Linked DNA regions of Homo sapiens: regions 2, 3, 4, 5 and 6 are each linked to region 1. A link is a contact called in ENCODE Hi-C or POLR2A ChIA-PET data. All regions are on one chromosome and are shown on one strand. The core of a region is the stretch at or near the end of the contact, and the rest is flanking DNA. Distances in the headings are between cores, read along the strand shown.

Region 1 (4,847 bases), core at 1,588-4,087:
CAAGCGATCCACCTGCCTCGGCCGCCCAAAGTGCAGGGATAGCAGGCGTAAGCCACTGCACCCAGTCTTCTTCTTTGTATTTTAATAAAGACAGCGTCTTGCTGTGTTGCCTAGGCTGGTCTTGAACGCCTGGCCTCAAGTGATCCTCCTGCCTTGGCCTCCCAAAGTCGGGGGATTGCAGGCTAGAGCCACTGCACCTAGCCTCTCTCATTCTCTTTGACATCGTCCCTTCCCCAAGACCTAAGGCCATACCTCTGGCCTCTCTGATTCCCTCCTGTGCCCCACCTTCTCTGGGTTCCATTGTTGGTGCCCTGCAACCCCAAGGCTTGATGGCCTTCTTGGTTCTCTTCCCCTGCAGGAAGTTTGCCCCAAGATGCTCAGTGTGCGGTGGGGCCATAATGCCTGAGCCAGGTCAGGAGGAGACTGTGAGAATTGTTGCTCTGGATCGAAGTTTTCACATTGGCTGTTACAAGTGCGAGGTCAGGGGCCCCCAGCACGTGCAAGGGGCTGGCAGTGTCTAGGGTGCTGGGTAGAGCATGAGGGGGAACACAGAGGTCTGGGGTTGATGGAAACCTGTTGCTTCTTTCTTTTTTTTTTTTTTTTGAGACGGAGTCTTGCTCTGTTGCCCAGGCTGGAGTGCAGTGGCACAATCTTGGCTCACTGCAACCTCCACCTCCCGGGTTCAAGTGATTCTCCTGCCTCAGCCTCCTGAGTAGCTGGGATTACAGGTGCTGGCCACCATGCCTGGCTAATTTTTGTATTTTTAGTAGAGACAGGGTTTCACCATATTGGCCAGGCTGGTCTTGAACTCCTGACCTTGTGATCCTCCTGCCTCGGCTTCTCAAAGTGCTGGGATTACAGGCGTGAGCCATCGCGCCCGGCCAATTGTTGCTTCTTTTTCAACAGGAGTGTGGGCTGCTGCTCTCCTCTGAGGGCGAGTGTCAGGGCTGCTACCCGCTGGATGGGCACATCTTGTGCAAGGCCTGCAGCGCCTGGCGCATCCAGGAGCTCTCAGCCACCGTCACCACTGACTGCTGAGTCTTCCTAGAAGTACCTGCTGGGTTCTCAGTTCCAGTTCCCATCCTTTGATTGATCACTCTCCCTGACATCCACCTGTATGACTTTGTCACCAAATGCTGTCTTCTCTTTCTCCAATCAAGAAATAATAATCCCTCGAGTTTACAAAACACTTCCAAGTCTGTTGTCTCATCTGATTCTCCCAGTAGCCCATTACAGGCCCAGTCATTGTTACTGCCTGCATTTTTTTTCTTTTTTTTTTGAGACGGAGTCTGGCTCTGTCACCCAGGCTGGAATGCAGTGGTGCCATCTCGGCTCACTGCAACCTCTGCCTCCCAGGTTCAAGTGATTCTCTTGCCTCAGCCTCTTGAGTAGCTGGGATTACAGGCGCCCGCCACCACGTCTGGCTAATTTTGTATTTTTAGTAGAGACGGGGTTTCACCACCTTGGTCAGGGTGGTCTTGAACTCCTGACCTCAAGTGATCTGCCCGCTTCACCCAACCAAAGTGCTGGGATTACAGGCGTGAGCCACCGCCCTTGGCCACTGTCTGCATTTTTACATGTGAGGATGTCAGAGCTGAGAGGTGACTCCCCCAGATTGCATGGTTCTTAAATGGTGGAACCTGGGTCTTTTTGACTCAGGTCCAGTTTTTTTTGACAACTCTTGTAATCCGTCACTACCCTCCTCTCAGTGCTGGGAGCAAGCACGCCTCAGGGAGGAGGCAAGATTTCCTCTATGTATCTATTTTGAGACAGGGCCTCACTCTGTTCCCCAGGCTAGAGTGCAGTGGTGCAATCAAGGCTCACTGCAGCCCTGAACTCCTGGGCTCAAACAGTCCTCCTGGCTTAGCCTCCCCAGTAGCTAGGACCACAGGGGCATCCCACCAAGCCCAGTTATTATTTTTTTGTGTGTAGATGGGATCTTGCTATGTTGCCCAGGCTAGTCCTGAACTCTTGGGCTTAAGTCCTCCCTCCTCGACCTTCCCAAGTGCTGGGATCACAGGTGTGAGCCAATGTGCCTGGCCCTAAATATTCTGTAAAGGGGCCTTGCTATGTTGCCCAGGCAGGTCTCCAACTCCTGGGCTCAAGTGATTCTCCCACGTCGGCCTCCCAAAGCGCTGGGATTGCAGGCGTGAGCCATCTCAGCTGGTCTTCCTATTAAGTCTCACACTCAATTCACTGAGAGGGGCCTTGGTGTTACTCCCGGGGGTGGTAATCCATTGAATCTGGGCGGTCCATACTCTGTTTAGGGCGTTAACTTACAGCCTATTTCATCCAAATACTGAGCGGGGTTAAGACTGAGATCTGCCAATTTTACTTAAAGACGGGGCGTCTTTGTCGAGGAAAAGCAGGAACGGCGGACTTTGCATTTAGTGCGCACTGTGGCACCCAATTTTGGCTGGATATTTGGAGCAGAAAATGGTGGGATACGATGCTTTAAAATGGTTGCTTCCACCTTCCATCCCCTAAGCGCCCGCGCTTCCCAAGCCCACGCCCTGCCCGAGGAGGGGACGAAATCACCCCCGGTGAGGTCAGGAGGCCCGTGGGGGGAACATGGCTGGATGAGAACCGTCTTAGGACCCCGACACATCTGGGGTCGCGCGATCCTCGACTTCCGCTCTCCCTTCGCGCCCAGAGGGCTTGTTCGCCTCCCGAGGCCGCGCTTGGCCCAGCCGAGGTCCCGTAGTTCCTAACGCTCGAGCCGTTATCGTCTCGAAAAGCCGCGCGAGACTTGCGAGATCCCCGCCCCTTTCCCATCACGCCCTGCTCTCCCCGCCCTTCGCGCTCGGTTTGTTAGTTCCAGTTCCGGCCGCGAGGGTGGAGCTTTGTGCCTCGGAGGCGTGGGTGACGCAGGCGCAGCGCGGGCTGCGCGCGCTACTGCCCATCCCCGGTTGTCCCACTTTTGTTCGCCTCTCTTCGGCCCTCTACTCAAGAGCTCCGTCTCCGTCTCGCCCTCCTCGAAGTCCTCGTCGCGCGCCCGCGACCCAGGTCGCCCTGAAATCTAGCCCGTCCGAGCGCGAGTCCAACGGCCGCGGCCGCACCAAGGTGGGGGAGGGGAGGAGCCTGGGGGGCCCCGCTGGGGCGGGAGAGGAACCGGGGTCCACGGGGGCGGGCGCGGAGAAACTCGGGGCGAGTGGAGGTGTTGGAGCCGCGTTCTCAGGCCTAGGATGGTGGGGGCCGCGGAGGGCTGGCCTTGGCGGGAGGGAAGCGGGCGAGCTGCCCGCGAGGGACGGTCCCTTCCTCCGCTCGTCCTTTTGCACCACTCCTACCGCCTCTCCCCGGTCCCCAGGCCCCCTCAGACCGTGCCATGGGTGACAGTGATGACGAGTACGATCGAAGGCGCAGGGACAAGTTCAGAAGAGAGCGCAGCGACTACGACCGTTCCCGCGAGAGAGATGAAAGACGTCGAGGGGACGATTGGAATGACAGGTGAGCCGTTTTTAACTTCATCTTGTCCCCGTTTCATGCCGTTTCACTCCACCCGCGTCGCTTTTCTTTCTCCCCCTTGTAATTTTTATGAGGGCGAATCCTATGAAATGGCTCATTGGACCGTTTTCTGTGGTTCAGCCTATTTGCTGTTGGCCAAATAACTAGCTGTGGCTTGGTTTTTGAAATTCTCTGCAGATCAGAGCTATAGAGCTAAGAGTTTGAGTATGAAGAAGCACTGTTTATACATGCACGAAAAGCGTGCTTTTTTGCTTTTTTTTGTTTTGTTATTGAGATGGGGTCTTGTTCTGCTGCCCTGGCTGGAGTGCATTGATGCAGTCGTAGCAGCCTCCACCTCCCGGGCTCAACCGAGCCTCCCGCCTCAGCCTCTTGAGAAGCTGGGACTCCAGGGGGAGGCCATCACGCCCGCCTAACTTTTAAAAATTATTATTGTTATTTCGAGACAGAGTCTTGCCCTGTCGCCCAGGCTGGAGTGCAATGGCGCAATCTTGGCTCACTGCAACCTTCGCCTCTGGGGTTCAAGTAATTCTCCTGCCTCAGCCTCCCGAGTAGCTGGGATTACAGGCACCTGCCACCACGCCCGTCTAATTTTTGTATTTTTAGTAGAGACGGGGTTTCACCATGTTGGCTAGGCTGGTTTGGAACTCTCGACTTTAGGTAATCCACCCAGCTCGACCTCCCAAAGTGCTGGGATTACAGGCATGAGCCAGTGCTTGGTCTAAAATTATTTTTTGTAGAGACAGCGTCTTGCTCTGTTGCCCAGGTTGTAAATTATATTTTAGGAGGATTGCTTCAGAAAAATAATAATATAGAGTTGATCTGACTGGAGAGGTCGTCAGATTATTTCCCTGACAATATATGATTAGGTTTCTTGTCACTGTTTTGCCTAAAATCTCAGAGTTCATAGGGCGGTGCTGATTGGATTGATTATAAGATGTGGTTATTGACCTTAGGGTGTTACAGTGAGCTTGGCATGGGGGATCAGAATGGCAGTGGATGTATTCTGTAAATGAGTATATATAGTGGAAGTTATAAAGAGGGTAAGCATTGAGGGAACAGATCTCTAAAGGAGGGGAGCGGTGCTGGAGGTTGTGTGTCAGGGACCCACTGGAAAGTGACACTTGGCTAGACTTGGAAAGATGAGTGGGAATTCCCCAGACACGAGTGACATGAACAGCTTGGAGTTGTGGACATAACGTGTGATTTTAGCATATTCTAGTTTGGTTAGAGTCCTGTTTCTCAGGATGTCCACAGACCATAGGGGGTCTCCGAGGCTAAAATTAGTTTTTGTGGTAATGTTTACATATTATTGCCATTTCCACTGTTGGTGCCATAGCAATGATGGGTAAAACCGCTGATGCTTTACCAAACATCAAGGCAGT
Region 2 (4,847 bases), core at 836-3,335, 960 kb before region 1:
AAAGCTTGCTCACGCCTGTAATCCCAGCACTTTGGGAGGCCAAGGTGGGTGGATCACCTGAGGTCAGGAGTTCGAGACCAGCCTGACCAACATAGTGAAACCCTGTCTTCACTAAAAATACAAAATTAGCTGGGCATGCTGGCAGGTGCCTGTAATCCCAGCTACTCGGTAAGCTGAGGCAGGAGAATCACTTGAACCCGGGAGGTGGAGGTTGCAGTGAGTTGAGATCTCACCACTGCATTCCAGCCTGGGCAACAAGAGCGAAACTCCATCTCAAAAACAATAATAATAAAATAAATAAATAAATTCATGTGTTCATGTACTTACTGCATATCAATTCTGCTGGAGACCACTGGAGTTACACCATCAGTAATGGGAGGGGGTGGGGCTACTCTGGAAAGGATGATCAGGGAAGGTCTTCAAGCTAAAAGCTAAAAGGATCTAAAGGATAGATGTGGGTAGAGAAAGAGAACAGACTTGAAACAAAAGCAAGAAAGCCAGTATGGCTGAAGCAGAGTAAGGTAAAGTGATTTATTCAACCGGAGCTTCTTAACCCATGAGATAGGACAGATAATCCCCAAATTCAAATGTTACAGGATTTTCCCAACTGATGAAGGAAGCTAGTAACAAAACCCAGCCTCATCATTACAAGCTAGGCTTTTCCCAAATCATCAGCTGTCTATGACATTTACAGATACAGACAGGCACTGTCCAATACAGTATCCATTTAGCCATACAAGCACCTGAAACGTGGATATTCCAAACTGCTATGTGTTGTAAATGTAAAATACACACCAATTTCAGACCTATTATGAAAAAGGAGTATAAAATATCTCATTGAGGCCGGGCGTGGTGACTCACACCTTAATCCCAGCACTATGGGAGGCCAAGCGGGGCAGATCACTTGAGGTCAGCAGTTCGAGACCAGCCTGGCCAAGATGGTGAAACCCCTCTATACTAAAAAACAAAAATTAACCGGGTGTGGTGGCGTGTGCCTGTAATCCCAGCTACTCGGGAGGCTGAGGCAGGAGAACTGCTTGAACCCCGGAGGAGGAGGTTGCAGTGAGCCAAGATCACGCCACTGTGCTCCAGCCTGGGCAATAAAGTGAGACTCCATCTCAGAAAAAAAAAAAAAATCTCATTGATAATTTTCATCTCAGCTTTGAATATTTGGGGTAATCAGATTAAATAAAATATATTATTACAATTAACGTCACCTCGTTTCCTTATCTTACCAGAAAGATTTTAAATTACATATGTGGTTTCTATTGGACAGCAGCGGCACACACCCTCTCAGTATGTTTTTCTTTATTATGAGCTCCCCAAGGGCCAGTTTATTGAAAATTCTGCACAATGATTGCTGAGGTTTGCACCTCCCCTCCTCTCATTCCAGTTTTAACCCTAGCTCTGAAATTCGTGTTTTGCTTAACTTCTTTGAGTTTCAGGGGCTTTTCATGCTTCCAGTAGGAATGACAGCCACTTCGTGGCTCTTTTAGGAGCATTAAGTAAACTTTATCGGGCAACACTGACAGCCCCGTCATAGTCACCGCGACGGCCAGCTCACCCGGTAGCTCTCGAAGGCCTCGTCGATGGGTGCCATGGCGTGAGTCTGGTGCTCCTGGGACTCCCTGCACACCAGGCACACTGGCCGCTGGTCGTCCTCGCAGAAGAGCCGCAGCGGCTCCCAGTGGCGGCCGCACAGGCCCGGGGGCACGGGGCCCAGGCGCCGGCGCTGCGTCTTCTCAGTCAGCCTGGCCAGGGCCCAGTTGGGTCGCAGCGCGGCGGGCGCCGATGGGTGCCGACATTCGGGGCAGGGGAACGGGCCGCCGCCCGGCGCCCAGTTGCGGTGCAGGCAGCCGCGGCAGAAGTTGTGGCCGCACTCGATGGACACCGGGTCCTGGAAATAGTCCAGGCAGATGGGGCAGGTCAACTCCTCCTGGATGTCCTCAGCTTCCATGCTGCTTCCCTGCCGCGGAGACGGAGTCCGACGTGAGGCGCGGGAGAGGCCAGCAAGCTGCGAGCGGCCGCGGGGAGGCCAGACGACTTCCGAACCGCCGTCACCGCCTCACGTAAAAGGGTACAACGCAGTTTCTCTTCCGGGGTTCAGGACCCAAAAAGAACGCACGGACGTTGCCCGGCCTGAGCGCGCAAGACCGGAAGCTGCTGGGTATCCGCGCCGGAACCGCGAGGGGGTTGGTTCAGGCCTAGGCGCGGGGCAGGACGGGACCGGTGAGTGGCTCCTCCAAACAGCTATAGAGACCCAGAAATGCCTGTGGAAAGCTACAGAGGACTTGGGCAAGGCGTTAGAGCCGGACGTTGTGGTCCCTGGGGGAGCCAACCGGGGAGGTGCCTATGATCTTTCTTTCCAAGTTTGAGGGTTCAGGTCTGTGTTCGCCTGCTGGTTAGACCGATTTAAGTTTTAGAGTCCCAGGAGTTCTGGGCGAGCTGCAGCCTAGGGGCCTGGAAGGCCAGGAAGACTTGAAGGATCTGTGTTGGTAGGCCTGGAGTTTGGCTAACGTGGGGATGATTTGGATTCTGAGATGCAGATACATTGCCTTTTTGGTATCCAATTTGAAAAGTAGCAACCATTTTGCTATCCCAAAGAACATCCATGGAGGCTTTCAACAAATAATATGCTCACCTGTTTCAGGGAATTATCTATATCCCTTAAGTGGATTTTCGATCTTGTGTTTCTGAGGTGCTTTGCTTTTTATTCTTCCCACTTTCTTCCTTTTCTTGTGAATATTTGTTTAAAACAAAAAAAACTCTGGACTGACAAATTTAATAGAAGCTATTTGCACAAAGAACAGTTCATGAATTGGGCAGCACTCAGAACCAAAAGAGGTTCAGAGAGCTCTGTCCAGCAGTATGACCTGCTAGCTTTTATAGGAAGCAAAGTAGAGAAATCACCTCATTAGCTAACATCTAGGTGTCTGCCTTATTTGACAATGATATGATGAGGCATTTGCCTTATTGGGGCATGGTCTGATCAGTTGGCTGTCTGTTATTTGCTGAAGCTCGGCCGTGATTGGCTGAAACCCAGCTGTTATAAAAAATAAAGTAAGTTAGGCTTCAGTTCGTTTACATACTAAGTCAGGTTGTATTTTGTTATATGGGAACTCAAGTACCAAGACAGCCTCAGGCTAATGGGCTTTTGCTTATTTAACAGATTTTTCATTCTTTTTATGTCCCAATATCAAATACTGCCTTTCCTATAATAATTTTTCTCAGTAAGTAGTATGATTAAATGATTAGAAAAAGGGGTTCTTGAGGTATCTGTTTGGGGGTTATTGATGAAAGTTCCACTGAATATTTCTAAAACATTTAAATTGGACAACTAATGAATGGATTTTCTTTGCAAATTGGAATACTCTATGGAGAAGGGATCTGGTTCTTTAATAGGGACCAAGCAGGAAGGAATGCTCTTAACAGTTACTGATGTTTACCATGAGTGTTTATGGCATCTGTGTGTCTATATGTTTACCTAAGTATTGAATGAGAAGTTTCAGCATTCCTGCAAAGTATTTATTCCCCTTACAGTAGTCATTTAAATCTTTTCAGGTAAATCCCTTAAAATCCTTATGTCTTTATTCCTGCCATACCAGAGATGACCTTCCTTCTTTACTAAGTGAGGCTCCCTAATTAACAATTTTTCTCCATCACAAAATGTCTATAAGTCTGTATACCAGCCAAGGTTCATTCAGAGAAGTGGAATCACTATGTTTCTTTATGTTCGCAGGGCAAGCAGTTAAGAAGGGAAGATGAACATAAAGTAGGGAAGAGCAAAAATGAGTTGGAACCTAAGACACGAGCTGGTCATTCTTTCACTGTCTCCAACTTTAAAGATATGAGTATCCTTGCTAGAGGAGCTGACACTTTTTGCCACAGGACTAGACACACACACAGCTCAGGAATCAAAAAAGGTGAAGGAAGACTCAGGGAAAAGCTTCTGCCCCATCCCAACAAGGTGAACCAGCTGATTGGTGACAAAGTAGATGAGCCGCAGTAGCACCTAGTGTCCCTGCACCACCGTTTCAAGTATAAAACTGGAGGGATGCTTCAGTTCTCCCCTTCAAGACTTACACAACCATGTCTCTGTTGGGCTATTCTAACCAGAAACAAAAGGAAAGGAAATTCTGGGAAACATAGTTTAGCTTAGCAAAGTTGATATATTACAAAATTACCACTGTCCACTCTGCATCGAGTTGACATCCATACAGACCTCTTTAAAACACACTTTCAAAATAAAGTCCACACCCTACACATAAGCTATCTCTAGAGAAATTTGAAGTCTGTTGTGCACTGAGGATAACCACAACAACAAACTGTAAACCTAGCCCAATTTCTGACTAGACTGATACCACCGAACCACTGCTATGCACTCAAGAGCACTAAAGGCCTAGCAGAAGGAAAGACACACTCATCTCCAAGCATAAAAACAATCTTTACTTCATACTGTGAAGAGAGAATTGAAAAAATAATTTAAGCAAAAAAAATACAACATGACTAACTTTTAACAGAAAGAAAAAAAGACGCATACAGAAAGGCAAGAAAAAACACAGTCCAAAGAGATAAAACAATCATTAGAACCAGATTCATAAGACATAGACATTAGAAATATGAGAGAATTTTAAATAACTGTGATTAATGTGATGAAGGCCCTAAGGGGAAAGGTGAACAAAATGCAAGCTCAGATGGGTGATTTTAGCAAATAGATGGAAACTATCAGGAAAAATAAAATGGAAACTATAAAAATAAAAAATATAATAATAGAGATGAAGAATGCCCTCCATGGGCCCATTAGGAGACTGAACACAGTTGAGGAAAAAATCAGACTTGAAGGTAGG
Region 3 (4,847 bases), core at 1,564-4,063, 750 kb before region 1:
ACAATGGTTGCTAATGATATCCACCATCACTTATTGAGCACCTACTGTGTCCCAGACTCTGGACCAGATACTTTGCATCTGTAGCCTCATTTTACCCTTAACAGCCTGATGTGGTAGGTGCAATTACCATACATATTTTACAGGCAAGGAGCTGAGACTCAAGAGTTTAATAATCTACTTGGCAGAATAGGTGCTGGTAAATGTTTGTTGAATGAATGAGGATTGCACATCTAGTAGGCCAAACTTAGCTTCCTGGCTACCTGCCTCTCCAAAATCAGTCAGGTTGAGCAGGGAGAGAAGACAGGCGGGATCCCAAATCCCTCCAGAGCAGATACTCTTCTGGCCCTTCTACTTGACCAGTGTGAGACCATGTTGGAGGAGTTTGAAGACATTGTGGGAGACTGGTACTTCCACCATCAGGAGCAGCCCCTACAAAATTTTCTCTGTGAAGGTCATGTGCTCCCAGCTGCTGAAACTGGTAAGCGTAAGGGTTGAACTCCTCTCCTGCCAAGCCATAGCCTCCCCTGCCTCCAGGACTAATATCTAAATTGTTTTCTGTCATCCGATCTAGCATGTCTACAGGAAACTTGGACTGGAAAGGAGATCACAGATGGGGAAGAGAAAACAGAAGGGGAGGAAGAGCAGGAGGAGGAGGAGGAAGAGGAGGAAGAGGAAGGGGGAGACAAGATGACCAAGACAGGAAGCCACCCCAAACTTGACCGAGAAGATCTTTGACCCTTGCCTTTGAGCCCCCAGGAGGGGAAGGGATCATGGAGAGCCCTCTAAAGCCTGCACTCTCCCTGCTCCACAGCTTTCAGGGTGTGTTTATGAGTGACTCCACCCAAGCTTGTAGCTGTTCTCTCCCATCTAACCTCAGGCAAGATCCTGGTGAAACAGCATGACATGGCTTCTGGGGTGGAGGGTGGGGGTGGAGGTCCTGCTCCTAGAGATGAACTCTATCCAGCCCCTTAATTGGCAGGTGTATGTGCTGACAGTACTGAAAGCTTTCCTCTTTAACTGATCCCACCCCCACCCAAAAGTCAGCAGTGGCACTGGAGCTGTGGGCTTTGGGGAAGTCACTTAGCTCCTTAAGGTCTGTTTTTAGACCCTTCCAAGGAAGAGGCCAGAACGGACATTCTCTGCGATCTATATACATTGCCTGTATCCAGGAGGCTACACACCAGCAAACCGTGAAGGAGAATGGGACACTGGGTCATGGCCTGGAGTTGCTGATAATTTAGGTGGGATAGATACTTGGTCTACTTAAGCTCAATGTAACCCAGAGCCCACCATATAGTTTTATAGGTGCTCAATTTTCTATATCGCTATTAAACTTTTTTCTTTTTTTCTAAAAACTAGCTGGGCCCAAAGTTTCAAACAACAGCCGGGCACACATAGCTAGCTGGTCGATGAGGCAGCACCCAGAATGGCCGCTGTCTTGTTAAGCTCAAGCTCCAGCCTGAGCAACATAGTGAAACCCCAATTCTACACACACACACACACACAAAGAAGACTGCAGGGCTGGTGGTGCAGCGCCTGTAGTCCCAGTTACTGCAGAGGTGGAGATGGGAGGATCACTTGAGTCCAAAAGGTCAAGACCAGCCTGGAGGCTGGGCGCAGTGACTCACACCTGTAATCCTAGCACTTTGGGAGGCCGAGGCAGGCGGATCACCTGAGTGTAGGAGTTCGAGAGCAGCCTGGCCAACATGGAGAAACCTCGTCTCTACCAAAAATACAAAAATTAGCCGGGCGGCTGGGCGCGGTGACTCACGCCTGTAATCCCAGCACTTTGGGAGGCCAAGGCGGGTGGATAACAAGATTAGGAGATCGAGACCATCCTGGCTAATACGGTGAAAGCCCGTCTCTACTAAAAATACAAAAAATTAGCCGGGTGTGGTGGCAGGCGCCTGCAGTCCCAGCTACTCGGGAGGCTGAGGCAGAAGAATGGCGGGAACCCGGGAGGCGGAGCTGGCAGTGAGCCAAGATCGTGCCACTGCACTCCAGCCTGGGTGATAGAGCGAGACTCCGTCTCAAAAAAAAAAGCCACGCATGGTGGTGGGCGCCTGTAATCCCAGTTACTCGGGAGGCTGAGACAGGAGAATCGCTTGAACCCAGGAGGCGGAGGTTGCAGTGAGCTGAGATCACGCCACTGCACTCTAGCCTGGGCGACAGAACAAGACTCCGTCTCAAAAAAAACCAAAAAAAATTTAGAGGGGCGTGCACGCCTGTATTCCCAGCACTCCAGGAGGCTGAAGCAGGAGGATCGCTAGAACCAGGGGTTCAAGACTGGGGCGAGCTATGATGGTGCCCCTGCACTCTAGCCTGGGCGACAGGGCGAGACTGTCTCAAAAGAAAAAAAGACCAGGCGCGGTGGCTCACACCTGTAATCCTAGCACTTCAGGAGACCAAGACTGGAGGATCGCTGGAGCCCAGGAGTTCCAGACCAGTCCTGGCAACAGAACTAGACCGTGTCTCCAAAAAAAAAGAGAAAGAAAAAATAGAAACCTTAGCTGGGCTTGGTGGTGCGCATCTGTGGTCCCAGATACTCGGGACGCTGAGGCGGGAGGATCACATGAGCCCAGGAGGTTGAGGCTGCAGTGAGGTATGATCGCGCCACTGCACTCCTGCCTGGGCAACTGAGCATGAACCCTCCTCAAAGCTAATGGCGCTTCAAAATTCTGCAGTGCAAAGAAGTTGCTGGGGTTGCGGAGCGGAGAACCGCCAGGAGGCTGGAGCCCAGCCAGGCAGCCTCCTCGGGCACACGGTGAAGGCGCCGGAACTACAGCTACCTCCGCGGCGCCGCTTCGGCCGCCATATCTGGGTACACGGGAACCGCAGAGGACAAACTCTCACCCGCGTTTTCGATTTCTGCGCTTTCTTCGAGTGAGGCAAGACCTAGCAGAGGCCCAAGGTAGAGCGCGGCTAGGATTCGATGGAGGGAAACATAAAGGATAGCCTTTGGAGGGTGACGGGCAAGGACGTACGTACCGCGAACGGAATGGGGCGGGGGCCGAGGACGCCGAGGGAGGGGCGGGCCCAAGTGTGAAGGGAGTCTGGGCGATACCATTTTGGGCAGGGGTTGAGGGTGATACCAACTTAATGGGAGGCGGGTGGCAGAGAACCGAGGCTTAGGGGCAGTGGCGGGGCCGAGCGCGGGTGGGGGATCGCGGAGGGACAGGACGGTCGCCCACTGCTCCATTTCCTTTCTCCCCAGCCCGTCCCTCCCTGCCAGGAGCAGCCTCATGCGGACCGAGCCGCTGTGCGGGGCATCCCCTCTGCTGGTGCCCGGCGACCCCTACTCTGTGGTGGTTCTGCTGCAGGGCTACGCGGAGCCAGAGGGTGTGGGCGATGCCGTGCGCGCCGACGGCTCCGTGACCCTGGTCCTACCCCAGACCCGGGGCCCGGCCTCCAGCCACCGAGAGTCCCCGCGCGGGAGTGGCGGCGCAGAGGCCGCCCTGGAGGAGGCGGCCCGTGGCCCCATCCTGGTGGACACCGGGGGCCCCTGGGCTCGGGAGGCGCTGCTGGGGGCGCTGGCGGGGCAGGGCGTGGCCCCGGGAGACGTGACGCTAGTGGTGGGGACCCACGGGCACTCGGATCACATCGGGAACTTGGGGCTGTTCCCAGGCGCGGCTCTGCTGGTCTCGCACGACTTCTGCCTTCCCGGAGGCCGCTACCTGCCCCACGGGCTGGGTGAGGGGCAGCCCCTGCGCCTGGGCCCGGGGCTCGAGGTGTGGGCCACGCCGGGCCACGGGGGCCAGCGCGACGTGAGCGTGGTGGTGGCCGGCACGGCTCTGGGCACCGTGGTGGTGGCGGGAGATGTGTTTGAGCGAGATGGGGACGAGGATTCGTGGCAGGCACTGAGTGAAGACCCCGCAGCCCAGGAGCGGAGCCGGAAGAGGGTCCTGGTCGTTGCCGACGTGGTCGTACCTGGTCACGGGCCCCCCTTTCGAGTGTTAAGGGAAGCCTCGCAGCCCGAGACGGAGGGTGGAGGGAACAGCCAGCAGGAGCCGGTGGTCGGAGACGAGGAGCCCGCCCTGCACTAATCAGCCTCGAGAGGGACTGCACTCTTGTCAGGGAAGCCCTAACAGCGAAGAGCTGCTGGAGACAGAGTCAGAGCAGTCAAGGGTGGGAGCTTCCAGCCCTTCCAGGAGGCCAGTTTTCTAGTGAAGACAGAGTGCACCTGACACTGCCATCACATCGTCAGTATCACTGCCTGTCTCTGCCACCAAACTAAGATCAAAGGAGGGGCTCAGCTCCCTGTGCATTCTCCCTGGGCCTCAGTAAAATGGGAGAAGGTTCGTGGGAGGGGCCTCCAAAATAAAAATGGAAACTGCATTGAAAATCATAGTGCCCTAGTGTAAATGTGAAGCATTGACAATGATAATCGTGCAAACATGGTAATCTACAACTACAGCAGAGGCATACTTTGGCCAATTGCCCCTTTCTTATAGGATGGAGGTTGCTGAGAGAAGGTACAGGGCATAAAGATGACCCCTTAGTCACCTGACTTATGTATTTGTTCATATTTTTTTGTCACACAGGCTAGAGTGCAGTTGTGCAGTCATAGCTCACTGCAGCCTCCAGCTTAAGCCATCCACCTGCCTCAGCCTCCCAAGTAGCTGGGATGACAGGCAAGTGCCACTATGCCCCACTAATTTTTTTTTTTTTTTGAAACACGGTTTCACTCTGTCCCCACAGGCTGCAATGCAATAGCACAATCTTGTACTGCAGACTGCACTGCAACCTCTGCCTCCTGGGTTCAATTGGTTCTTGTGCCTCAGCCTTCCCAGCAGCTGGGATTACAGGCTCACACTACCATGTCCAGCTAATTTTTATATTTTTAGTAG
Region 4 (4,847 bases), core at 732-3,231, 730 kb before region 1:
GAGTTTCATTCTTGTTGCCCAGGTTGGAGTGCAATGGCACAATCTCAGCTCATTGCAACCTTCGCCTCCTGGATTCAAGGATTCTCCTGCCTCAGCCTCCCCAGTAGCTGGGATTACAGGCATGCACCACCACACCCACCTAGTTTTTTTTTTTTTTGTTTGTTTGTTTTGTATTTTTAGTAGTGATGAGGTTTCACCATGTTGGCCAGGCAGGTCTCGAACTCCTGACTTCAGGTGATCCACCCGCCTTGGTCTCCCAAAGTGCTGGGATTACAGGTGTGAGCTACCACGCCCAGCCTTGAAATTGCTGTTTCTAACAAGTCTTAAAAGACACCCAGACTTTAACAATTGTTATTATATTCAGATTTTTTTGTTGCTTTTTGAGACAATCTTGCTCTTTTACCCAGTCTTGAGTGCAGTAGCATGATCATGGCTCACTGCAGCCTCAACCTCCTGGGCTCAAGCGATTCTCCCACCTCAGCCTCCCGGGTAGCTGGGACTACATGTGCAGTATCATGCCTGGTTAATTTTTAAATTTTTAGAGATGGGGTCTTGCTATGTTGCCCAGGCTTCTAGAATCATTCTTCATATTATTTCACTAACACAGCCTCCACCACATTAATATGGCAACAGGTTTAGAAATTATTTAAAACAAAAATTTCTAATGTTTACATATATTGTGTGATGTGTGTGTGTGTGTGTGTGTGTGTGTGTGTGTGTATCATTCCAAGGTACTGTTTCTAATTTTTTCCTGTAGGGAATGAATATTCAGTATTGCAGCTGCATTGGCTAGCTGGGGATTCTATTTACCACCACATTGTCCCGGACTGAATCTGGGGACAAAAAAACCACTTCGGGAACAAATTCTTGTCTTCAACAAAGAGCTGTCTTGAGTAGGCACAAAAGTAGCATTTGAGGGCCGGACGCGGTGGCTCAAGCCTGTAATCCCAGCACTTTGGGAGGCCGAGGCGGGCGGATCACGAGGTCAGGAGTTTGAGACCAGCCTGGCCAATATGGTGAAACCCTATCTCTACTAAAAACACAAAAATAGCCGGGCGTGGTGGTGGGCGCCTGTAATCCCAGCTACTCGCGAGGCTGAGGCAGGAGAATTGCTTGAACACGGGAGGCGGAAGTTGTATTGAGCCAGAGATCGCGCCATTGCACTGCAACCTGGGCGACCGAGTGAGACTCCGACTCAAAAAAAAAAAAAAGTAGCATTTGAGTACCTTTTTTTTCCTTTTCTTTTCTTTTTTTTTTAGAGGAAGGGCACCCAGGCTGGAGTGCAGTGGCACCATAATAGCTCACTGCACTCTGCAACTGCTGAGCTCAAGAGATTCTCCTCCATCAGCCTCCCTAGTAGCTGGAATTACTGGCGTGAGGCACCATGCCCGGCTTATTTTCTTATTTTTTTGTAGAGGTGGTTGGAGCGGGGGGACTGGGGAGGGTCTCGCTATGTTGCTCAGGCTCGTCTCGAACTCTTGCCCTGAAATGATCCGTCCTCGGCCTCGCAAAGCGCTGAGATTACAGGCGTGAGCCACGGCGCCCAGCCTTGAATAGTTTTTCACATGCATTGCACGTTATTTCCTTTTATTCTCTAGTTTTTGGGTCCAGTCTTAAACCTGGGAAGGGATTCATTTGGGGGGGTCACACCAGCGGGCATCCTGGCTCAGGCGGAACTCTGGCTCCAGACAGTGCGCCCAGGACCAAACGGTCAACCCCGGCCTACTCCCGCCCCTCCCAGATCCTCCCCTCCTCGGACGCTCCCGCGTCTTCCTCTCGCTCAGGCACTGAGGGGCGGGGAGATGGGTGTTAAAGAGGGGATATCACCAATCAACGTGCGCCTCCGGGAAACAGCGCTTCGCACTGGCTGGTTGGGTCTGACGACGTGGCCACTGTCCAATCCTCATGCTAGAGGCGGGGCTAAAGGCCAGTGGCGCAAGCAGAAGGAGGAGCGCAGCGGCTGCAAGCACGTGACCGGGGCCTGAAGCCGGAAGCTACCTATCTGGTAGGGAGCTCCCCCAGCACCGAAGACTGCGATGGTGAGTGAGGACGCATGCGCGAGAGGACCCGCCGGGGGTTCAGCGTCTCTGCTCCCCAGTCTGTGTGGTTTCCCCCTGGTGGGCCTGCGCTCCACCCTCACCTCCTATCCGCTCGGGGAGGAAGAGGGGATGGAAATGGGAGGGATGGCGACGAGAATGCTGGGGAGGGGTCTGTGGGAGGGTGTTCTGGGGCTGCGGGTAGTCTGCAGGTCGGGCGGAGACGAAGGGAGGTGAAGAGAGGGTCTGGGGGCAGGGGCCAGTGGGGCAGCAAAGGCCCCTTGGGGTAGCAAAGGTGGGATGTGGAAGGCCAGGGGAGCCCGGGGGCGAGAGTGGGGGCAGATGGAGGCTCGGGAAGATCAGTATTGAGGACCATGTAGGGGGGAGGGGGCCGGGAAGGGACCTGGCTGGGGAATGAGAAAACCTGGGGCCATCGTCAACCCAGAGACTTGGGTTTGCAGGTGAAGGGTATCGGGCCGTCCATCCCTCTAGCATGCTTCTCACGACTTGCATCTTTACCCACTAGACTTCTGCGCTGACCCAGGGGCTGGAGCGAATCCCAGACCAGCTCGGCTACCTGGTACTGAGTGAAGGTGCAGTGCTGGCGGTGCGTTCTGGGAAAGGGAGGGGGTCCCTTAGTGCACACAGCCCGGTAACCCCTTCTAATATTGGCCCTTCTTTTCTCGGCTTTTATCTGGTTTCCTGCCTGGCATCTATTAGGTTGGTACAAAAGTATTTGCAGTTTTTGCAATTACTTTCAGTAATCAGTCTGTGGAATCTTAGTCTCCTAACGGCTGCGATTTATTTATTTATAGTTTTTGAGACTGAGTTTCGTTCTTGTTGCCCAAGCTGGAGTGCAGTGGTGCGACCTCGGCTCACTGCAACCTCCGCCTCCGGGGTTCAAGCGATTCTCCTGCCTCAGCCTCCCGAGTAGCTGGGATTATAGGCACGTGCCACCATGCTCTGCTAATTTTTTGTATTTTTAGTAGAAACGGGGTTTCACCGTGTTAGCCAGGCTGGTCTCAAACTCCTGACCTCAGGTGATCCACCTGCCTCAGCCTCCCAAAGTGCTGGGATTACAGGCGTGAGCCAACATGCCTGGCCTTTATTTGGTATTTCTTAAAAAGGCATTTGTATTTTGTTCCATAGTACTGTATGGTGTTAGGTCTCTAGATTACAGGCGTGAGCCACCACGTCTGGCCTTTATTTGGTATTTCTTAAAGAGGCATTTGTATTTTGTTCCATAGTACTGTATAGTGTTAAGTCTCCAGATGTTTTTGACTTAGGTAGAGACAAAGCTTAAGGTTAAGGGTTGAAAACAATACAGGTGGTAAAGACTATTGAGGGAATCCAGGATATTAAAAATTCAACATGTTATGACAAGGTAACTAACTTTCCGGGAGGTAGGAATTCAGCCCACCTTAAAGGAGAGTATTTACAGTGGGGGAGGACTTATTTGCAGGTGTGTGGCACTAACCTATCTGAACTGATGGTAAGTTTATGCTGAAAAGATTTGGGAAGGTTTGAGGGAAGAGAGGAGGATATGGTCAGGGAGGATGTAATTGTGAAGGATCTTCAAGGCCAGGTTAACACACTTGAACTTATTCTTGAAGGTAATACAGTTTGAAAGGTTTTTTAAAACAGAAACAAGACCCAGTGAGGTGGTTGAGCAATATTGTTGTTAGTGATGTGAAGATGGGCAGAAGGAGGCGTCATTAAGAGATGAGACTGGGCTGGGCGTGGTGGTTCATGCCTGTAATTCTAGCACTTTGGGAGGCCAAGGCGGGCGGATCACGAGGTCAGGAGATCGAGACCATCCTGGCCAACACGGTGAAACCCCGTCTGTACTAAAAATACAAAAACAAAATTAGCCAGGCCTGGTGGCGGGCACTTGTAGTCCCAGCTACTCGGGAAGCTGAGGCAGTAGAATGGCGTGAACCTGGAAGGTGGAGGTTGCAGTTAGCCGAGATCACACCACTGTACTCCAGCCTGGGCGACAGAGCAAGACTCCGTCTCAAAAAAAACAAAAAAAAAAAGAGATGAGACTGGGCAAGTGGTGGTAAGAAGGAGGAGCAAGGAGAGAAGAGTTTTGTTTTTGTTTTTTTTTGTTTTTGTTTTTTGAGACAGAGTCTCGCTCTGTGGCCCAGGCTGGAGTGCAGTGGCATGATCTCAGCTCACTGCAACCTCCGTCTTCCGGGTTCAAGTGATTTTCCTGCCTCAGCCTCCTGATTAGCTAGGATTACAGGTGTGCACCACCATGCCCAGCTAATTTTTGTATTTTTAGTAGAGAGAGGGTTTCACCATGTTGGCCGGGCTGGTCTCGAACTCCTGACCTCATGATTTGCCCGCCTCAGCCTCCCACCCAAAGTGCTGGGATTACAGGCATAAGCCACTGCACCCGGCCTGTTTTTTTGTTTTTGTTTTTGTTTTTTTTGAGACGGAGTCTCACTCTGTCACCCAGGCTGGAGTGCAGTGGTGCAGTCTCCCCTCACTGCAAGCTCCGCCTCCCGGGTTCACGCCATTCTCCTGCCTCAGCCTCCCTAGTAGCTGGGACTACAGGCGCCCGCCACCATGCCCGGCTACTTTTTTGTATTTTTAGTAGAGATGGGGTTTCACCATGTTAGCCAGGATGGTCTGGATCTCCTGACCTCGTGATCCGCCTACCTCGGCCTCCCAAAGTGCTGGGATTACAGGTGTGAGCCACAGCACCCCGTCCTGTTTTTTTGTTTGTTTGTTTTTTTTTAAGATAGAGTCTCGCCGTCACTCAGGCTGGAGTGCAGTGGTAACGATCACATCTCATTGTAGCCTTGA
Region 5 (4,847 bases), core at 1,036-3,535, 700 kb before region 1:
GCTTAATCTCTGGGAGCCTCAGTTTTCTCATCTGTAAAATAAGGGCATGACTGTCTACCTCACAGGGTTATGATGACAACTAAATGTGATACTATAAAAGAAAATGCCTTTTGCGTATTGAATGCACAATTCCTGTTTAGTTGAACCAGAGGAAGTCAAGGTGTTACGATTAGGAAGGGGTTGGCACAAAGGTGGCTGGAGGCTAAGGGCAGGTGAGTGTTTGTGTGAAACTAGGGCTCAGAATGGGAGGTGGCAGGGGTGGGGGCATCTGCTTCAAGAAGACCAAGGGGCACTGGGTCGGGCAGTGGTGAGTAAAGCTCAGGATAGGGATCACCAGGTCAGAAATGGCTTCAATGCAGGATGGGGGATCACCAGGTCAGAGGTGACTGGAGCACGCCAGTTTGGAGGTGAGTGGTGCACAGTTCAGGGGTCACTAGGTCAGAAGTGGTTGAAGCTCAGGCCTCAGGATCCCTCACCTGCAGGCGGAGGCGGCGGGGTGAGTCCCCAAAGGGCTGCAGAGAGCCATCGGTAGATGAGGCCAAGCGTGAGAGGCAGAGCAGGTAGTCAGGGGGGAAGCTGTACTGTGGGTGCAGCAGCGGGAACACTCTCTCCAGGAGCTGTGCCCAGAAATCCGCCAGGGTGTCATCCAACCCCTCACCAGATTCCCCATAGAAGTCTCGCAGCCGAGAGAACAGGCCATTGAATATGAGGGCGTGCTGGGCATACAGGCGGCCGTAGGAGTGGGAGAAGAGCTGGGTCAGAGAGTGCTGGGCTACTGAGAGCATCTCCAGAAAAAACTCTGCAGCAAATGCAGGGAACAGGTGGAAGGCAGGTCAGGCCAAAGAATGGGGAGAAAAGTGAACAGGCAGAGGCAGGAGGAGATGGGAGAGAAGAGAAAAGACAAGTGAATCAGAAACTGAGTAACTCTCAGAGATGGGGCAGACAGGGAATGGGGGAGGGCAGGGCCCTGGAGACAGAGTCTGGGGGGTGGGCGGGCTGGGAGGGGATGGAGTCTTCACAGATGGAGTAAGGAGTGGGGACAGGAGCCTTGCTGGGGTCCTAAGCACCGAGAGGAGCTGTGAAGCTGAGTTTGGGGACCCCAGGTCCTCACCATCAAATTTTCTGTGCCTGGCAGCCAGTGTGTGAACCAGAAAGGAGCCGCTGTCCTCCACCAGGCCTCGGAAGGTGGCCTCAGTCTCCCTGATCAGCCTCTGCTCTGTCTCACTGGAACAGCAGGTGTACTCCTGGGGACAGACCCGGAGGTGCTCACCTGGACAGAGGAGACGTGAAGGAATGGTGGGAAGTGATATCCTAAAATCCCTTCCATTTCCCGCCTATCTCTGGGGACTATGCCTTCTCTTCTACCTGCCTGGTCTCTTTTCTATTGTCTGCACCCTCTTCCCTACCTGAACCTATCCCCTACCTTATTGTCTCCTGACCCATCCCAAGTTCACTCCCATTAGCCACGGGATCATCTATTTAACAGCTGCCCTGAGGGCCAAGTCAGTGGTCAGAGTGTCCTCAGGTGACCCTCCCCAATGTCCACACCCCAGACCTCGAGGGACTTGGAGAACAGCTTCTAGGGGATGAAGAATGGGGCTTGGAAGGGTGGGGTTACTTGGTGAGCAATAAAGTATTCTCATAGAAGGGGCTAATAGAAACAGCGAGGAGAACATGGCTGTGAAGAAAGAAACACATAGGGGGTGTTAATTAGGAGGAGGGGATTCCTGGGGTGGGGATGGAGTAAGAGCGCTATTCTTTGCATAGGAGGGTTATTGTGATCCCGGTAAGGAAGTTACAGGAGGAGAACAGACATTACTGTGGGATGAAAAGATTAGTATAACGGTCACTCTGAAAAGGAAGAGAGTTATTGTGAGATGAGGAGGCCCCGCCCCCGCCCCCCACCCCCAATTCTCTAGTCTTCCTCTTTCTCCTCACCTGAGATCAGGGCGGGAGGGATTAGGTTTAAGCTATATCCCCGGGCCCCCAGCACCTGCCGGGTCTCTGCACAACTCCGGGTGACCTTTGCCTCGCTCCCGGGTCCGGGACCAGGACCGGGACACAGAGGCAGCAGCAGAAGCAGGAGAGGTCGCAGCGCGGACATAACTGCAGCCACCCCAGGACGGCAAAGTGGGTCCTAAGGAGGAAAGCAGAGCCTCCCAAACTCGGGAATCCGGTACTCGGCCGCGGGACCGCTCCGCGGGCCAGAGAAAGAGCGCTGCTCCGGAAAACTGAATACCGAGCACGATAGCTGGACCAGGCGGCATCTGCCGAGACAATGGGAGCGGGGAGCCGGACAGGGGGCGGGGCCCGAGGCGGGGCCCCGCCAATAATGGCTCGGAGCCGGCTTCAGGGGCGGGGGCAAGGAAGAAATTAAGCCAATGTAGCGCGGAAGCTCGGCAGGGGGGCGGGACCCGGCTGGCACTCAGGAGGTTGGTGAAATAGGGGCGTGGTCTCCCTCGGGGGCGTGGCGATCCGGCTCAAAAGGCGGGGCCTGGGTGGAACCTAGCCTATGGCAATTGAGAAGCCAGATTAAAGGGGTTACTAGCAGTCTGGTCCAAAACCCGCCCAATGGAGTAGGAGATTGAGGGTAGCGGGGGTGGGACCTGGGTGGGGGCGGGGCTAAAGCGGGCCGCCCGCGTGCCCAAGCCCACGTGAGAGGGCAGGACGCCTGAGAGCTTGAGGCCACACGAGGCTGTGGAGCGGCGTGACTCAAACGTGGCGCGCATCAGCTCGCACACTTCCAAACCTCGCGATAGCTACTGGCCCTGGGCGAGCCGTTGGGATTGCGCTTGCGCACAGCGTGTCTTGTACGTTCCCGCGCTTTTCTGGAATCTTTCGCCCCCGGAAGGGCAGCGGCGGGCGCCTGTGTGGAAGGTGGGGTGGCCAGAGACACCCGAGGGACCTGAGGTGGGGACCTTCCCTGAACCCTGCTCGGCCAGAAGTCACTCTTCCAGGCTCTGACAGGTTTCTCCTTGACCCAAGAATAGGCCCTCTCGCGACCCTCCCGGCCCTGACACTAGGAGCCTTCCCGGGCCGTGCCCCAATGGCCTCCGCCACAGAGCTGGAGAATCCTCTCCCCAGGCCTCCATAGACTGAGAGTCCATTCTCTTAAGCGCTTGGAAGGCTCTTTATCCTGGAGCCGCTTACCCCAGGGGCAGTCGTAGATATTTTTACCTTCTGGAAAAATAGGAAACGCGCACCTGCCTTTCCTCCTTTTGCGTTTCCAGCCCTATTCTCATGGCGCCTCCACCCCCAAATCCTTAAGAGCCTCCTGTTCCATTCCAGGTGGAATCAGGTGCTAGTCCTCTGGAAACGAAAGCCTGGGGTCTTCTTGTATTTTTTTTCTTATTTCTTTCTTTATTTTTTTTATTTCATTTTAAAAAACCTGTAAGTTCCCTTGCAGAGGGCGGTTTATACTTCCGAAGCCTCCAGAGAGGGGTGCGTCTGAAGCTGCCCTGCTGTCTGCCTTGCTTGGCTTTTTTTTTTTTTTCCATTTAATTTTTTTTTTTTAGAGACAGGGCGTTGCTATGTGGCCCAGGCTGATCTTGAATTCCTGGACCCAAGCGATGCTCCCGCTTCGCCCTCCCAAAGTACTGGGATTATAGGCGGGAGCACTGTGCACCACGCCTCGGCTTTTGGAGAGCAATTCCAAACCCACTGCCCAGTTTCTGGTGTCTGTAATCCCTTGGTGCTTTAGGTCCACTCTTTGCCTTATTTTATTTATTTGTCATTACTTTTTTTTTTTTTTGAGACAGAGTCTCGCTCTGTTTCCCAGGCTGGAGTGCAGTGGTGCAGTCATAGCTCGCTGCAGCCTCGACCTCCTGGGCTCAGGCGATCGTCCCGCTTCATTCTGCCGAGTAGCTGGGACTACAGGTGCACCACCACACCTGGCTAGTTTTTTTGGTTTTGGTTTGGTTTTTTCGTAGAGACAGGATCTTGCTATATTGCCCAGACTGATTTTGAACTCGTAGGGTTAGGCAGTCCTCCTGCTTCAGCTGCTCAAAGTGCTGGGATTCCAGGTTTGAGCCACCCTGGGCACCTTGCCTTTTTTTTTTTTTTTTTAATTATGAGTTAAATTCCCTTGCAGCAGGCAGTTTACACTTCTGAAGCCTCTAGAGAGGGCTGTGTCTGAAGCTGCCCTGGTGTGTACCTTGCTTGGGTTTTGTTTTTTTTTTTTTGGGTGTGTCTCATGTTGCCAAGGCTGGTCTCAAACTGCTGGGCTCAAGCAGTCCTCCTGTCTCAGCCTCCTGAGTAGCTGGGACCACAGGTGTGCGCAACAACACCTAGCTAGTTTTTGCTTATTTTTTGTAGAGATGGGGTCTTGCTATGTTGCCCAGATTGGTCTTGAACTACTGGGCTCAAGCAGTCCTCCCGCCTCAGCCGCCTAAAGTTCTGGGATTACAAGTATGATCTACCACACCCAGTGTGCAATTTTTTTTTTTAAAGAAAATACCTATGAGTTAAATTTCCTTGCAGTAGGCAGTTTGCACTTCCACAGCCTCTAGAGAGAGATGTGTCTGAAGCTACCCTGGTGTGTGACTTCCTCAGCTTTTGGAGAGCAACTCCAAACCTGCTGGCCAGTTTCTGGGGTGTTGTTGTGCTTAATCCCTTGATGCCTTAGGTCAGCTCTTTGTCTTATTTATTTATTTATTTTGAGATGGAGTTTCACTCTTGTTGCCCAGGCTGGAGTGCAGTGGCACGATCTCAGCTCACCACAACCTCCGCCTTCTAGGTTCAAGCGATTCTCCTGCCTCAGCCTCCCAAGTAGCTGGAATTACAGGCATATGCCACCACACCCGGATAATTTTGTATTTTTAGTAGAAATGGGGTTTCTCCATGTTGGT
Region 6 (4,847 bases), core at 963-3,462, 540 kb before region 1:
AGTGCCCCACTTCCTACTATATGAAACTTAAAATCTAGTCATCACTGGGCCCCAAACTACCTTCTTTTCAGAATCTCTCTAATCCTTTCCCTTCATCAAGTCCCCTACATTATTATTACTATTATTATTATTTGAGACAGAGTCTCACCCTCTCACCTGGGCTAGAGTGCAATGGCATGATCTCGGCTCACTGCAACCTCCACCTCCCAAGTTCAAGTGATTCTCCTGTCTCAGCCTCCCAAGTTGCTGGGATTATAGGCACCCACCATTACACTCAGCTAATTTTTGTGTTTTTAATAGAGATGGGGTTTCACCATGTTGGCCAGGCTGGTTTCTAACTCCTGACCTCAGGTGATCTGCCCGCCTTGGCCTTCCAAAGCACTAGGATTACAGGTGTGAGCCACCGCAACTGGCCGTCCCCTATATTGCAGCACAGTGAACAACTGTTTCCTGAACATCACAAGCTCTTTTAAACACTACAGTGTATAAGCAGGTCTCTGTCTAAACTGCTCTCCTCTTGCTCCTCTGCCCAACCAATGTCTGCTCATCCAAAGAATGTATCCCGTGTGTTCACTAACTTAGCAAGTTCCAGTAAACAGTTTAATTGATCACTCGTTAAGAGAAGGCAGGAAACCTCCATGAAAAGAGAAATCAGTGGGTATTTCCTACAGCATTTAACACATTGTAGGCCTTAAATAAACCCTTGTGAAATAAACAAACCTCTTTACTCTTCATTCTATGTTGCTAAGAATCTCACCAAAGTCTGTCTACCATGTGAAACTGCAGATGACCTCACAGAAAATGGAAAGAAGTATCTCTAAAAATAAGTTTATTTGGCAACACACTACAGGCTACAGGTCCAGTTCTGATTTTTTTTCTTTTTTTTTTTTGAGATGGAGTCTTGCTGTGTCACCCAGGCTAGACTGCAGTGGTGCAATCTCAGCTCACTGCAACCTCTGTCTCCTGGGTTCCAGCGATTCTCCTGCCTCAGCCTCCCAAGTAGCTAGGATTACAGGCGCCTGCCACCACGCCCAGCTAATTTTTGTATTTTTAGTAGAAATGGGATTTCACCATGTTGGCCAGGCTGGTCGTGAACTCCTGACCTCATGATCCACTTGCCTTGGCCTCCCAAAGTGATGGGATTATAGGTGTGAGCCACCGCACCTGGTCCACTTCAGATATTTAGATACAGACGGCAAATTTATTTAAATGTCTCAATACATTTAAATGTAGTTACCTAAATATATCTAATATATTTAAATGCAGAGAGCAAATTTGCGTTTACAAATCTGACATGGAATTCAACTGTGCTAGCCAAGATTCGGTGTAGCTTACTAGCCAGAAATCACATACCCTAACAGGTAAAAATGCATTGCATTTTTTAAAACTGCGCAGCTATGCAAATTAGGATGTGTCTGGACGCTCTACTGTCCCCAAAATAACCTCAATTTTTTTTTAAAGGCCAGGCACAGTGCATTACGCCTGTAATTCCAGCGCTTTGGGGGGCCAAGGCGGGCGGACTGCTTGAGCTCCGGAGTTCCAGACCAGCTTGGGCAACATAGCTAAATCCCCGTCTCTACAAAAAAATAAAGTAAAAATTAAAAATAAAATAATATAAAAATAAAAATAAAAGGGGAGAGAGAACAGGTAGGAAGGAAATGCATTCAGTCTATAGGGATTTCACGTTCCGGCTTCAAGTCCACGGCCCTGTGATGGGATGTGGGCAGGGCCTGAGACAGGCCGAACCCAACTCTTCACAGGGCCGAATTCTTTGCCCGCAGCCCAGCACCCCGAAGGAGCTTGCCTCGGCTTCAAGGCGCACCTAATGGGCACCGGATCGCTGGGGCGCTGAGGATGCCGCTCCGGGGCCTCCACGAGGCGGCCTCGCCACGCGCCTCGGCCATGTTCCCCCCATTTCCAGGGAGGTTGGACGCCGTGGTTCTTAAAGAGGGCGCGCGAGAGGGGCGACCGCGAGCCCAGCTCACCTCGAGCTCTCAGCTCGCTCCAAGGATGCAACACCGGATCCGCCTCGGGGACTGGGAAAGTTCCCTCCACGGCTCCCACAGGCGCCCCGCCTCCTGGGCTCCCAACGGCTGCTTTCGACGTTGTGCTCCACCCTTTCCGGGCGGGGCGGAAAAAATACTTCCCGTCTCTCCTTTTCGCCTAGTGGCTCTGTCAAAGGTCGAGTCCGTGACGTCAAAGAGCCTGGACCAATCAGAGCACACCGGACTGCGTTTTTTCCGAACGCCAGCAGCAGGGTCAGAAGGGAGGTAGTCGCCCTCCGTCGTGGCCTGGCGTGGATTCCGAGCGTTGGTGTCTGGCGGTTTCCGACCGTTGGTGTCTGGCACGCGCCACCCCGATGTACCAGGTAAAGCCCTATCACGGGGTCGGCGCCCCTCTCCGTGTGGAGCCCACCTGCATGTACTGGCTCCCCAACATGCACGGCAGGAGCGGCGGCCCAGCACTCGGCACTGGCCACTTGCAGGTAGGAGCGCGGGGCCCCCCCGCCCACTGCGCACGCGCGGCGGCCCGTTGCTGGCCCAGGTGCCCCTAGGCCGGATAGAGTGCGTCCCAACCGATTCGCGGCCCCACCCCGGCATCTGTGCCGGCCGGCCAGGGGGTCACCCAGATTTTTATGTTTTAAAAGATTTATTCAGGCCGGGCGCCGTGGCTCACGCCTGTAATCCCGGCACTTTGGGAGGCCGAGGCGGGCGGATCACCTGAGATCAAGAGTTCGAGACCAGTCTGGCCAACATGGTGAAACCTCGTCTCTACTAAAAATGCAAAAATTAGCCGGGCATGTGTCGGGCGCCTGTAATCCCAGCTACTCGGGAGGCTGAGGCAGGAGAATGGTTTGAACCCTGGAGGCGGAGCTTGCAGTGAGCTGAGATCGAGCCATTGCACTCGAGCCTGGGCAGCAAGAGTGAAACTCCGTCTCAAAAAAAAAATTATTATATATATATATATTTTTATATATGTTAAATATACCTTTATTATGCGTATTATACATATTGTATATTATGTGTAATATATAACATGATATATTATAAAATATATATTATATATATATATATCTTTCCTGGTCGAGCGCGGTGGTTCACGCCTGGAATCTCAGCGCTTTGGGAGACCGAAGCGGGAGGATTGCTTGAGCCCGGAGAGTTTGAGACCACCCTGAGCAACATAGCAAGACCCTTGTCTCTATGTTTTTTTTTTTTTTTGAGTTGGAGTCTTGCTCTGTCGCCCAGGCTGGAATGCAGTGGCCTGATCTCGGCTCACTGCAAGCTCCACCTCCCGGGTTCACGCCATTCTCCTGCCTCAGCCTCCCCAGTAGATGGGACTACAGGCGCCCGCCACCATGCCTGGCTAACTTTTTTTTGTATTTTTAGTAGAGACATGGTTTCACCGTGTTAGCCAGGATGGTCTCGATCTCCTGACCTCGTGATTCGCCTGCCTCGGCCTCCCAAATTGCTGGGATTACAGGCGTGAGCCACCACGCCCAGCTGCCTTGTCTCTATTTTTTAAATGTTTTAATTAAAATAAAAATCTATCCATATTTTTTCTTTTTTTTTGCGTATGGCTGCTTAAACATTTTAGTTCAGAATTCTATCCTCTGAAAAGTGAGTAGCACATAAATGCTCATTTTGAGGAATTACAAAGCGAACCCCAGGGTCACCACCTCCCAGGTTGACACACATTGTGACCGCTCCATTCTTTCCACTTAAACCTTCCCCACCAACATCCCAGGGCCCGATTTTTATGGTAATTATGTCCTGCTTGTCTCTATTATTTTGTCAGCTAAGTATCCCTAAACAATATGGTCTGGTTTTTTGTTTGTTTTTGTTTGTTTGTTTTTTTCAGACGGAGTTTCACTCTGTCACCCAGGCTGGAGTGCAGTGGCATGATCTCGGCTCACTGCCACCTTGGCCTCCTGGGTTCAAGGAATTCTCAGGCCTCAGCCTCATGAGTAGCTGAGATTACAGGCGCTGTCCACTGCACCTGGCTAATTTTTGTATTTTTAGTAGAGACGGGGTTTTGCCATGTTGACCAGGCTGGTCTTGAACTCCTGACCTCAGGCGATCCGCCCGCCTTGAACTCCCAAAGTGCTGGGATTACAGGTGTGAGCCACCGTGCCCGGCACCTAAACAACATAGTTTTGATATAGGTAAGCATACAGCATATATTTTGATGTATTTCAGGTAATTTAGTCTAAGAACAGGAAAGGACAGAAAATGAACACAATTTGTAGTTCTTTGTTGTTAACAAACTAAGAATACTTTGCTTAAATAAGTAGCAATGAGAATGTAACTCAGTAATTCATACAAATAGACAAGAAGACAAGAAAATGATTTGAGGACAGCTTCAATCGCGGTGTGAAGAAGAAAGCAACAAAACGACCACTGAAAACAATGCCGGTGAGTCAGCCAGTTTTGTTTTTGAATCTTGTCAGGGAAGCAGCCCAGCTATTCGGGAGGCTGAGACAGGAGAATGGCACGAACCCCGGGGGCAGAGCTGGCAGTGAGCCGAGATCACGCCACTGCACGCCAGCCTGGGCGACAGAGCGAGACTCAGTCTCAAAAAAAAGAGAAAACCTAAGAGGTTCAGGTGATATGGTTCAAAAAAGGACAAGATTTACAAAGTATTAAGGGACGGAAATAGGAAGAAGAGAAATTTCGAAGAGAAAAGAAAAGAAAAGGATGTTTGGTTATAGAGATACAGGAAGGGGACTCAAGGAATTTTTTTTTAAAGGGAAAAAAGTTAATAAACTTCATAATATAAAAATCAATTATTTTAGGACTGAGTCTAACTCAGACTCTGCTGTGGAATTGGCAGCGTAAGCCTACTTGTGT

The links. Hi-C counts contacts between places; a loop is a spot of excess contacts on that map. ChIA-PET counts read pairs that join two places held with the same protein, here RNA polymerase II (POLR2A). Pooled maps may share reads with other maps.
Region 2: a loop to region 1 is called in a pooled map, with 8 times the contacts of the local background. The contact joins the promoter of TRIM4 here to the promoter of SRRT in region 1. A Hi-C loop is called at or near these places in 2 of 37 single-sample maps with no recorded cell type and 6 of 50 pooled maps. POLR2A ChIA-PET finds 5 or more read pairs at or near these places in 2 of 52 experiments (CD4-positive, alpha-beta T cell and CD4-positive, alpha-beta memory T cell).
Region 3: a loop to region 1 is called in a pooled map, with 4 times the contacts of the local background. The contact joins the promoter of MBLAC1 here to the promoter of SRRT in region 1. A Hi-C loop is called at or near these places in 5 of 50 pooled maps. POLR2A ChIA-PET finds 5 or more read pairs at or near these places in 5 of 52 experiments (MCF 10A, OCI-LY7, SK-N-SH and 2 more).
Region 4: a loop to region 1 is called in a pooled map, with 5 times the contacts of the local background. The contact joins the promoter of LAMTOR4 here to the promoter of SRRT in region 1. A Hi-C loop is called at or near these places in 4 of 50 pooled maps. POLR2A ChIA-PET finds 5 or more read pairs at or near these places in 2 of 52 experiments (CD4-positive, alpha-beta T cell and OCI-LY7).
Region 5: a pooled map shows a loop between it and region 1 (4-fold over the local background). The contact joins the promoter of GPC2 here to the promoter of SRRT in region 1. A Hi-C loop is called at or near these places in 4 of 50 pooled maps. POLR2A ChIA-PET finds 5 or more read pairs at or near these places in 2 of 52 experiments (GM12878 and RWPE1).
Region 6: a pooled map shows a loop between it and region 1 (6-fold over the local background). The contact joins the promoter of STAG3L5P-PVRIG2P-PILRB here to the promoter of SRRT in region 1. A Hi-C loop is called at or near these places in 2 of 50 pooled maps. POLR2A ChIA-PET finds 5 or more read pairs at or near these places in 3 of 52 experiments (PC-9, activated B cell and activated T-cell).

What each region holds. Positions count from the first base shown.
Region 1 is chr7:100,872,266-100,877,112 of GRCh38, forward strand. SRRT (serrate, RNA effector molecule) reads left to right here and starts at 2,838. Exons shown (of 20, transcript NM_015908.6): 1 at 2,838-3,063; 2 at 3,308-3,447. The coding sequence starts at 3,326. It overlaps TRIP6 (thyroid hormone receptor interactor 6), which reads left to right. Exons shown (of 9, transcript NM_003302.3): 8 at 359-479; 9 at 907-1,189. The coding sequence ends at 1,038. RefSeq lists enhancers at 1,723-2,387, 2,388-3,053, 2,630-2,679, 2,890-2,949 and a silencer at 3,090-3,319.
Region 2 is chr7:99,917,445-99,922,291 of GRCh38, forward strand. TRIM4 (tripartite motif containing 4) reads right to left here and starts at 2,086. Exons shown (of 6, transcript NM_033091.3): 1 at 1,565-2,086. The coding sequence starts at 1,957. LOC101927610 (a long non-coding RNA gene) reads left to right here and starts at 2,159. Exons shown (of 2, transcript XR_001745296.3): 1 at 2,159-2,383; 2 at 3,740-4,847. RefSeq lists a silencer at 1,658-1,817 and enhancers at 1,948-1,997, 2,028-2,107, 2,348-2,457.
Region 3 is chr7:100,124,154-100,129,000 of GRCh38, forward strand. MBLAC1 (metallo-beta-lactamase domain containing 1) reads left to right here and starts at 2,814. Exons shown (of 2, transcript NM_203397.3): 1 at 2,814-2,911; 2 at 3,215-4,342. The coding sequence starts at 3,243. The coding sequence ends at 4,043. CNPY4 (canopy FGF signaling regulator 4) reads left to right here. Exons shown (of 6, transcript NM_152755.2): 5 at 361-478; 6 at 572-1,355. The coding sequence ends at 735. It also overlaps a transcript of TAF6 not described here. RefSeq lists enhancers at 1,384-2,053, 2,764-2,833 and silencers at 3,034-3,153, 3,244-3,723.
Region 4 is chr7:100,146,937-100,151,783 of GRCh38, forward strand. LAMTOR4 (late endosomal/lysosomal adaptor, MAPK and MTOR activator 4) reads left to right here and starts at 1,982. Exons shown (of 4, transcript NM_001008395.4): 1 at 1,982-2,039; 2 at 2,563-2,643. The coding sequence starts at 2,037. RefSeq lists enhancers at 985-1,597, 1,622-1,681, 1,952-2,061, 2,210-2,822 and silencers at 2,362-2,451, 2,462-2,551.
Region 5 is chr7:100,175,096-100,179,942 of GRCh38, forward strand. GPC2 (glypican 2) reads right to left here and starts at 2,286. Exons shown (of 10, transcript NM_152742.3): 1 at 1,939-2,286; 2 at 1,112-1,270; 3 at 477-799. The coding sequence starts at 2,104. It overlaps STAG3 (STAG3 cohesin complex component), which reads left to right and starts at 2,823. Exons shown (of 34, transcript NM_001282717.2): 1 at 2,823-2,910. RefSeq lists silencers at 2,248-2,367, 2,548-2,597.
Region 6 is chr7:100,333,853-100,338,699 of GRCh38, forward strand. It overlaps STAG3L5P-PVRIG2P-PILRB (STAG3L5P-PVRIG2P-PILRB readthrough), which reads left to right and starts at 2,213. Exons shown (of 17, transcript NR_036570.1): 1 at 2,213-2,485; 2 at 4,327-4,412. It also overlaps the pseudogene PMS2P1 and the pseudogene STAG3L5P. RefSeq lists enhancers at 1,315-2,193, 1,882-2,021 and a silencer at 2,512-2,581.